Regions from separate parts of the Mus musculus genome. Here region 2 is linked to region 1. Evidence: chromatin loops called from intact Hi-C (ENCODE). Cell type or tissue: left cerebral cortex. All regions are shown on one strand.

Region 1 (5,000 bases):
GATTTTTCCACTGGGACTGTGGGTTCAATCAGGATACACTGACTCCTGTATGTAGTGACTTGCCATAGGTATCCTCCAATGGCTTAAAGGTAGGGCAATGCCAAGATCTTAGGATAGTCCTGACCATACTTCCTAGGAGATACAGACCGTGGCAGTTGCTGAGGTTATGAGTAGTGAACCTAGTCTCACCTGGCTGAGCCTCTGCTGTTTCTTTTTTTTTTTTCAGCTGACCACCCAACAGATCACTACTCAGGGCCCGCAGCAGAAGGTCGCTTATGCTGCCCAGCCAGCCCTTAAAACCCAGTTTCTGACCACACCCATCTCCCAGGCCCAGAAACTGGCCGGGACTCAGCAGGTTCAGACTCAGATCCAGGTAAGCATGAGGCAGGGAGGGGGGTGATTTTTAAAAAGTATTAATTTGTATGAATGTTTGCACACATTTTTGAATTTCAGACACATGAACATTGCTACAACAGGCTTTAGGATCCCCTATATGCATGCTAGAGGTTACAGAAATCTGTCTATTAAACAGATAGTTAGAAGATTGTTTTATACTGCCCAGGCTAGCACTGAACGTGCTGTATCTATAGCCCATGTTGACCTCAAACTCACCATACTGGCCAGCTTCAGTGTGCTGGAGGTTGTAGGTGCCACCACAGTCTGTATCGGGAACTTTTATAGTGTTTGTGATTCTGAGAATTCAACCTGTGGCTTCATGAGAAGAATTTCATTACTGAGCCACAACTTCAGCTTTTAAAAAGTAAATTTTGCTGATTGAGGGTTGACCCTGACATGCTGGAAAATAAACCTCTTGTTTTTGCATTGGAAAAACAAAAGTGAATTTTGACAACAGCAAGAGATTTACTTCTGCAGCAACTGTCTGTAGGAAGTGAACACAGGGTAGGAAGTTTTGTTTTTTATGTAAGTGAGCTTTTGATTATGATGGATGAAACGACTTGGAAGTCTCAGTGCTTGTCCTGGTAAGGCCTCCTGGTCCGCTTAGCTTGCTGGCTAAGTCACATTTACTAAAGGAGAAAGTTAAAATATGAAACTAGAATCCTCATGAGTTATGGGTTGTTTATGAAGGTTTCAGTTGCTCTTCACATTCCTAGGATCCTGGTGGGCGCACTTAGATTGTTTCTTCATATTACATGATATTATGTTTGCTTAAAAAAAGAGATGTTTGTGCATGTATTTTGAATCCTATGCTTGCCTTGTCAAAGGTTGCAAAACTTCCTCAAGTTGTGCAGCAACAAACACCTGTGGCCAGTATACAACAAGTTGCATCAGCTTCTCAGCAGGTAGGCTGTGCAGACCTGGGGGCAGGCGGGGCCACAATTTGTGAAAGGTTTTCATCCTTCAGAAGCAGGATGCTAGTAATTTGAGAATTGATTTTGGTTTTCATAATTAATGCACACAAAAAGATGAGCTTTCAGGGGAAATAACTAGGGAATTTCCAGAGCAGGACTACTGAGCTTAAGGACTTGGCTTGCGCCTGAACCTGCTTTCAGCAGGCACCTTTGGCATTTTCCACAAGGTAGGATTACAGCTTCTGGGGAGTGTCAGCAGCATGGGATCCAGGTGGAGGTAAGGTGGCAAGTTGACATAGCTTTTGTTTTAAATACTGAAACATTTTCACTTTAAGTTGCCTGTTGATTTGAAGAAACCAAATGAAGTTACACTGGCCCAAATCCTTCGCTGCGTTTCTGAGACCATGGGGTATATGCAGTGGTTCTGGTAACATGTGCTTTCTGGTCTTGGCTTAGGCTTCTCCACAGACGGTGACGCTCACACAGGCAACGGCAGCAGGGCAACAGGTACAGATGATCCCAACGGTGACTGCAACAGCCCAGCTGGTGCAGCAGAAGCTCATCCAGCAGCAGGTGGTGACGACAGCCTCAGCATCACTGCAGACCCCTGGTGGCCCAAGCCCAGCACAGCTTCCAGCCAGCTCTGACAGCCCAAGCCAGCAGCCAAAGTTGCAAATGAGAGTTCCTGCTGTGAGGCTGAAGACGCCCACCAAACCTCCATGCCAGTAGGATGGAAATTGGTTGATACTATGTTAGGCTGTCCTGGCAGAACTCTATACTGTTTGTGGACTCTGGGATCTGCTGCCTATAGGGTGGCTGGCTACACAGTTGTTTGACTTTGTCCTGTGTACATGTGACAGTGGCAATCCATGGCAGTGCACAGTTTCTCTTAGTGTGCACAGCTCAGTACTTGGTAGGACTCCATATCCTACCATTGTTGGATACCACTACTGTTCAGCACATGCATTGTAGTCCTTCAGCAGGAGAGATCCAAGTCTCTTTCCAGAGCCTCCACTCTGGTCCTCTCTCTTAAAGTGCATATACCCTTCTCAGTATGGCTTTTGTTACAGGCACCCATCTTGCCCCCGTGAACATTAGCTTTGATTTGAATGATGCTCTGGGGCTGATACCATCTCTGTATAGTAAGTTTGTGTTTAGACACATTTTACTAGGCACCTCCGTGGATCCTTTACAGTGTTCTTGTGACAAGCTAGTGTGGGTCTCAGGTGCTGTAGCCTGGTGGAGTTGAAACCAACGTTACTTTCCCTTACTTTTCTCCTGGTCTAGGCTTAGTCTGGGAAGCCTAGTATTTGCTTAGGAAGGCATCATTTGGTCCACCCCACCCCTGGCAGCACTTTATCAATTTCAGATGTCATGGCTGAACTGTTGTGCCTGTTACGGCCCATTGCAGTTGAAGGGGTTAGTTAAAATGAAGCCAAGTCCTATCTGTGTTTACTCTTCTTACTATTGCAAGGTGACTATGCCAGAGCGGAAGGTCCATGTTCCACATCAGTGCTGATGCCTGTCCTCTGGCCTGAATTGCCTGTGCTGTCATGTTAGCACTGCAGCCTGGAAGTGGTTGTGTTGTGTGCCATCATGTCTATCCCACTGTTTGTGTCCTGTGTGGGCAGGAATGTGACAATACCTGATGCCACCCAGAACTCACTTTTGAGCTCTTAATGTGAAACATGGGGAAAGTAGCAGGTGTTGAAAAACAGAAGAGGTCCTGTATGCAGTCTCATAAACAAAACCCCATCATTTTGTCTTGGTGTGTGCTGTGTTGGGAAGCTTTGGAGGTTCCTAGGTACCTGGTATCTGGCTCCCAGCAGCAGCTCCTGTTCCTTGTAGATCCATGGGCTCCTTTGTGAACAACATACCTTTTTCTCCATCCTTCTCACTGTGGTGGCAGCCTTCTTCAGTGTGCCCAAGCCATGTTTGGTGGGACCCAAAAGGCAATGTGAGAAGCAGAGTCTTCATTTTTGGCAGTTGCTTTTGTTTATTTTTCAACCAGATAGCTGTTGTGTTTTTTTAAAAATGTAAGAAACAGGACTGAAATTGTAAATACTTTGTAAACACAAGCATTTGTACTTGAATAGGATTTTAAAAGGACAAGATGTCCTACTAAGCAAAGGCTAATAAATAACCTTTCTACACCTTTCTTGTTCTGTCTTAATAAACAAAAGGAGCAATGTTGGCACCAAAGGCTTTCAGTCTGTATTGCTCCAAAGTCATGGCCAAGGTCTTCCTCTTTAGCTACCAGGCAACAGGACTGCACCAGGAATAGAAATGTCCTTATGAGCACAGTCCCCCTTCTACCCTAGATGATCAGGTGACCCCAGTGTAGAGCCATACACAGCCCTATCCTGGACACCTTCCATTAGGATACTGGAAAAACTGCTTCATTTCTGCTTAGACCTATCAAGCAAAATCAGCTCTCACACCTCTTCCTTCGGGTTCTGCTCTTCCTTCGGGTTCTGCTCATGCCCAGCCTCATGCAGGCAGATCCCCAGGTGGCCCTCAACCTAGCTGGCCCCATGGTCACCACCTCTTCTGGTATGTCCACTACCATCACCAGATGCCATCCTATACAGACCCAGACAAACCAAGTCAGTTGTGTCAGATGGTATTTTGCTGGGGCACAAATGAAGCAGAGATGTTTCTCTAAGGCAGACATGTGAAGGATTGGTTCAAAACATTGAGTTGCTGTGTTCCACTTGTCATGACCTTGCTGAGCTGGACCACATCTGATACCCCATTTGCAGATCAACACAAAGTGACCCCAAGAACTCACAACCAGATCCAAATACCAGATAACCATATCAAAAACACTGCCAGAGAACTTATTCCTGATGCCAAGGACCCACTGCAAAAAAAACAAACAAACAAAAACTTTCTCCAAAGCCAATCATACATTAGTAAACAAAGTCTAATTTGTGTCTCAACAAATTCTATCAGACCTTCAAATAACTAATACCAGTACTACTCAAGTTATTCTGGAAAGTAAGAAAGGAGGGAACAATAAATTATTTCTTGAATTCAGTTTTAGCCTGATGCCAAAAGCAAAGATGCACCCAAAAAAAAAAAAAAAAAAAAAAAAAAGCCAACCTCTTAACATATATGTAAAAATTCTCAAATATTTAAAACTAAATTTGTAATTTTTTTAAAGATACACCATGATCAAGATGGCTTCATCCCAGACATGCAAGGATTATTCAGCATGGGTCAGTCAATAAACTTAATACACCACACATAATCAGACTCAAGGACAAACCACATGATCATCTCATTGGATTCAGAAAGGGCCTGTGACAAAATCCAACATTTCTGTGTCCTGGAAGGGGAACATGTTTCAACATGATAAAGGCAAAATAAACCTAAGCTAAATAGAGAAATCCTCAAAACATTTCCACTAAAACGAAACAAGAATGTCTACTCTCCCTTCTCGTGTTGGGTATAAAACTTGGAATCTAAGTGGAGAGACAAGTGAAAGAGACACAACAAAAATAGGAAATGATGTCCAAGAATTATATGATTTTATACATAAATTATATATGGATTCAATTTTATACAGAAAATACAGACTACACACACACATCAGTAACACCATTAACTGATAAATAATTCTAATCAATAATTCAATCCTGAACAGTGAAAGAGCTGCTGAGGGTATCTCCACCCCCAATTTTAAAG
Region 2 (5,000 bases), 44 kb before region 1:
TTCTTGTTTGGGGTAGTTGCTTGCCATAGATAAAGGCTTTTCTTGGAGGTTAGATTGTGTTTTGAGATAAAGTTTCACTATGCAGCTTTGGCTGACCTCGAATTCATAAAGTTCTACTTGCCATTGCTTCCTGAGTATTGGGATAAAAGGCATGCGCCACCACACCTAGCTTAGAAAAGTGTTCTTTCTCAGGCTCAAATGATAGAAGTTCTTATGGTTATCAGTGGGTCCTGGTTTTATGTGTGTGTTTCTAGAGAACCTGACTTTGTTACAGTGCAGCAGGCGACACGCCTGGGTAATACTCTGGGCAGTTTAATTCGACTGGAGAATAGTTTTTGTTTACTTGGATTCTGCATTCTTTGTGGGCCATGTATTTAAACTTCTGATCAAACTCAACTTTAGGTACCTGGATCTCACAGATTTTTATTTCTTTCTTTCATAGGTAACTGGGGCCCTCATCTTGTTGTCATGAGGAGTTGTAACATACTCAAGTGGGAACTCGAGTTGAAACGCTGGTGTCCTGGCCTCAAAACTCTTTCTTATGTTGGCAGCCACAGAGAACTCAAAGCAAAGAGACAGGTAGTGCCATTCCATTGCCACCACCCTCTCTCTTTCTTTGTTTTGCAGTGCTGGAGATAGGTTCCACATTTCCTAACAAGAGGTGTGCCAGGGAATTATGCCTTTAGCTAAATAGCTTTTAAATATGGTATACTGGGACTGGAGAGATGGCCTGGCAGATTGAAACGCACTTACTCCATAAGCCTGACAGCCTAATTTGATCCCTAGAAGCCACATGAAGGTACAAAGGAAAGAACCAATTCCACAAAGTTGTACTCTGATCTCTATAGGCATGTTGTGGTACATGCACATCATCACAGATATAACTCTCATGTTCCTTAATAGTAATTAAGCATAAAATAAAGCTAAACACCTTAATTTTTCTAAACCTAAAATCTTTTTTAAAAAGATTTGTTTTTATTATTATTATTATTATAATATCTAAGTACACTGTAGCTGTCTTCAGATGCACCAGAAGAAGGCATTAGATCTCATTACGGATGGTTGTGAGCCACCATGTGGTTGCTGGGATTTGAGCTCAGGACTTTAACCAGTGCTCTTAACCACTTAGCCATCTCTCCAGCCCTAAACCTAAAATCTTAAGTATCCCAGACTGGGTTCAAACATTTGGTCCTCCTGCTTCCACCACTTTGAGTACAGTTACGTGCTGCTTAATGCATATCATAGACATATTTGTAAGTTACCAAATGTATATTCAGTTCTAGAATTGAAGCAGAGAGGACACAAGGTGGACTCCCACTTATCTGGAAAAAGCTGCTTAGGCTTGAGGTCCCATTTCCCTTCTGGTCTACAGATGTAATAGAGTGCGTGCTTGCTTGCTTGCTTGCTTGCTTTTTCTTTTTTGGTTTTTCGAGACAGGGTTTCTCTGTGTATCCCTGGCTATCCTGGAACTCACTCTATAGACCAGGCTGGCCTCAAACTCAAAAATCCACCTGCCTCTGCGCCTCTGCCTCCCAAGTGCTAGGATTAAAGGCATATTCCACCACTGCCTGACAATAGAGTGCTTTCTTGACATGTATGGGCCCTGAGTTTAGTTCCCAATACTGTAAGGAAAATAGTTCAGAATGGAGTATTTGTCTGGAGAGAGAATACAGTACTACTTACCTCAAGACTAATGGAGTGTGTGAGACCTCCTGAGTTCTTTATGATTTGTCTGGATTAAGCAGGAATATTTGTGACAGATAAAAGTTTCCTTTGACCTCCAGTTACTTAATAGTGCCAACTTCCAATTGAATGTGTATAGATCAGTTTTTATCATTTGAAGTTTTGGCTCACTTTTAGACACTGTGCCAAGCAAAATTTACTAAAAGATCTTTTACCATAGTATTTTTCTTTTATTAAGATCTTTTATCTTAGTATTTTTCTCCTGCTGCAAAAGTATAGAACAAAAAAGCATAGAGAACATAATTAATAAAGAACAGGAGCGTAGTTAGAAATCTAAGACCAAGTTCCTGATAAATTTGGCAGCTGGTGCGGACCTGGTTTCAATTTCTAAGGTGATATATTTCTTGTTGTATGCTTACATAAATGAGGGCAGAAATGCAGAAGGGTTTTCCTTGGATCTTTGCCACCCTTTCATAAAGCACTGACTCATTCTTGGGAACTGAAGACGGTCCCAATCTTAATGCTGCCACAGTGGGGATCCAGTGCTCATGAATTTTAGAGAGGATGTGTTAGACCATAGCCCATTCTCTAGTTTGCTTTAAAAATTTCATTGCCGTTAGTTGCAATGTAGACATCTTTATTTGTTTGTTTGGTTTTTGTTGTTGTTGTTTTTGCCTTCCTTGCTTGGATTATACACTATAAAAGCCAGTATCTTCTCTGGTAATCTATTTTCCCAATGATAATTTCTAGTGCCTTATTGTCACTAGACAATAGCCTAATTGTCTAGTGTCTAGTGTTTAGACACTAGACACAGAGGCCTAAATTGTCAACAAAAGTCCATTAGGCTCTAGAAGAACAGAGAATAATAATACCTTGGAATTTTCTTGTGTAGTTGTTCTGCAGAATGGATTGTATTGCTGGTGATATTCACAGCTTGCCTCGGGGTGGTTGCAGGGGAGATGGAGCTTCTTTCTGTATTGCAGGAGTGGACCGAGCCCAATAACTTCCACATCTGCATCACGTCCTATAAGCAGTTCTTCAGGGGCTACACTGCCTTCTCAAGGGTGCACTGGAAATGCCTTGTTGTTGACGAAATGCAGAGGGTGAAGGGCATGACTGAGCGGCACTGGGAAGCCATCTTCAAGCTGCAGAGGTCTGACTGTACCCAAGTGTTCTGTCTTCAAATCTCCAGCTGTTCTTACCTAAAGATTCATTAAAGAAATTTAAATCATTGCATACATATATCAATTTAGTGAAAAGAAATTTCCTTCTCCTTTGTCACAGCATTGTTGGACCTAAGAGACACAGCATCCCTGTGTTCAGTCCTTTTCTTTGAGACAGGGTCTCACTATGTAGTCTTGGTTATACGGGAGCTTTCTATGTAGACCAGACTGGCCTTGAATGTAAAGGTCTGCCTGCCTCTGACTCAGTTTCCTCTTCCCCAAGTGCTGTGTGTGCCACTGTGCCCGTCCGTTCCCTGAAGGCATATGTAGAGTTTCTGTCTCCACTTTTCTCATACATTGCTGTAGAAAAGTTATGCAGCCTACTTATGTTTTCAAAGTTCCAACATTGCCCCATTTTGTTTATAGCCAGCAGCGCCTGCTTCTGATCGATGTTCCTCTGCACAACACTTTCCTGGAGCTCTGGACCATGGTGCACTTCCTCATTCCTGGGATCTCCAGGCCTTATCTGAGCTTTCCTCTGAAAGCCCCCAATGAGGAAAACCAGGATTACTATCACAAAATGGTCATAAGGTTACACAGGGTATGTTTGCTTCTGTGACTACAGCTGACTCATTTAAAGTTTATCTGCCCTCTGCTAAGTACACCATGGCGAGAAAAATGGTTATTATTTTCTCCAGGTCACACAGCCATTTATTTTGAGGAGAACCAAGAGAGATGTGGAGAAACAGCTAACCAGGAAATATGAGCATGTTCTGAAGTGCCGCCTTTCCAGTCGTCAGAAGGCCTTATATGAGGATGTCATCCTACAGCCTAGGTAAGTGCTGGTTTGCCTACCTGACCAATGAGAAGCCGATGCACCCTGTTGCCTCAGTAAGTGAGCCTATGAGTGAGGCAACCAGGAACTCTGAAGGCTCCAGAAAACCCTCTCTTCCCTTTCTCTTACTCGGGTATTATATATGCTTAATCTACACACCTGCCATTGTAGCTTGATATCTATTCCACTGCGTGCTGCTCCTGCTTGTGTTAGCCTGTTGTCTTAGGGTTCCATTCCTGTGACTGGACACCATGACCAAGGCAACTCTTATAAAGGACATTTAATTGCGGCTGGCTTACAGTTTCAGAGGTTCAGTCCATTATCATCATGGCAGGAAGCGTGACAGCATGCAGGCAGACAGTGGTGCTGGAGGAGCTCTACATCTTGATCAGAAGGCAGCCAGGAGAAGACTATCATCTGCAGATAGGAAGGTCTCTCTTCTGCACTGGGTGGAGCTTGAGCATAGGAACCCTGCCACACACTGTGGCACACTTCCTCCAACAAGGCCACACCTCCTAATATTGCCGCTTCCTGGAGGCTAAGCATATTTGAACCATCATATCTGGGTAGTTAATATGGATGCAGACGATTGACCAGCTTACTCTTTGAAAGTAGCCATTACTCCACCTGGTCAGTATGGTCTTTCTGGAAGGAAGCCAGTGGGGCATATTAACCATGCCATGTTATATCATCCTATGACCTAAACAGTTCACCCCCCAACTCTTGCCTGTCATTTAGTCTAGAGTAGGAGCAGTGAATGCACCTTCACAGCATTTACTGTGTTCAATCAACCTCCATATACACAAGCAGAAAATATTCGGCCATGTTGCTGTAGCACTGGTTTCTGTCAAATATTTCAGCAAAATGTTGACATTTTCTTTTGTTGACCTTAGTGATGTGCTAGTTCTAGTTAGAAGTAATTTTGTGAGAAAGGAGTTGGAGCTTCCATGTAGGTCAAATGCCACCACCAGCAGATAAAGGAAAAACCCTTCAGTTACCCTTAAATTCCTTAGTATATTGTCTTAGTTAGGCTTTTATTGCTATGAAGAGACACTGTGATCTAAGTAACTCATAAAGGCAAACATTTAATTGGGGCGTAAGTTTCAGAGGTTTAGTCTATTATCATCATGGAGGGAAGCATGGCAGTGTGCACAAAGGCCAGGACTTTTGCGTCTTAATCCGAAGGCAGCCAGGTGGAAACTCTAGTTCTGTCTGGGTGGAGCTTGAGCATAGGAGACCTTAATGCCTGCCTACACAGTGAGGCACTTCCTCCAACAAGGTCACATCTACTCCAAAAAAGCCACATCTCCTAATAGCAC

Evidence for each region. A loop is a pair of places that touch in the nucleus more often than their neighbours do. Peaks named below come from ENCODE experiments on the same cell type or tissue, not always from the same donor. Only the 100,000 strongest peaks of a DNase experiment are listed, where the experiment ranks them.
Region 2: a loop joins it to region 1, with 2.1 times the contacts of the local background. A loop is called at or near these places in 4 of 42 quality-filtered maps.

What each region holds. Positions count from the first base shown.
Region 1 is chr5:110,662,841-110,667,840 of GRCm38, reverse strand. Ep400 (E1A binding protein p400) reads left to right here. Exons shown (of 52, transcript NM_029337.2): 50 at 227-373; 51 at 1,224-1,301; 52 at 1,767-3,468. The coding sequence ends at 2,039. Mir7026 (microRNA 7026) reads left to right here and starts at 1,700; the gene lies at 1,700-1,766. It also overlaps a transcript of Ddx51 not described here. In left cerebral cortex, no CTCF peak of the experiment used is centred here; no DNase peak of the experiment used is centred here.
Region 2 is chr5:110,706,610-110,711,609 of GRCm38, reverse strand. Ep400 (E1A binding protein p400) reads left to right here. Exons shown (of 52, transcript NM_029337.2): 16 at 443-579; 17 at 2,667-2,836; 18 at 3,273-3,447; 19 at 3,545-3,681. Among named protein-coding and RNA genes, the nearest start is that of Gm22716, 32 kb to the right of the region's middle. In left cerebral cortex, no CTCF peak of the experiment used is centred here; a DNase peak (open chromatin) is centred at 2,143; H3K27ac peaks cover 263 bases.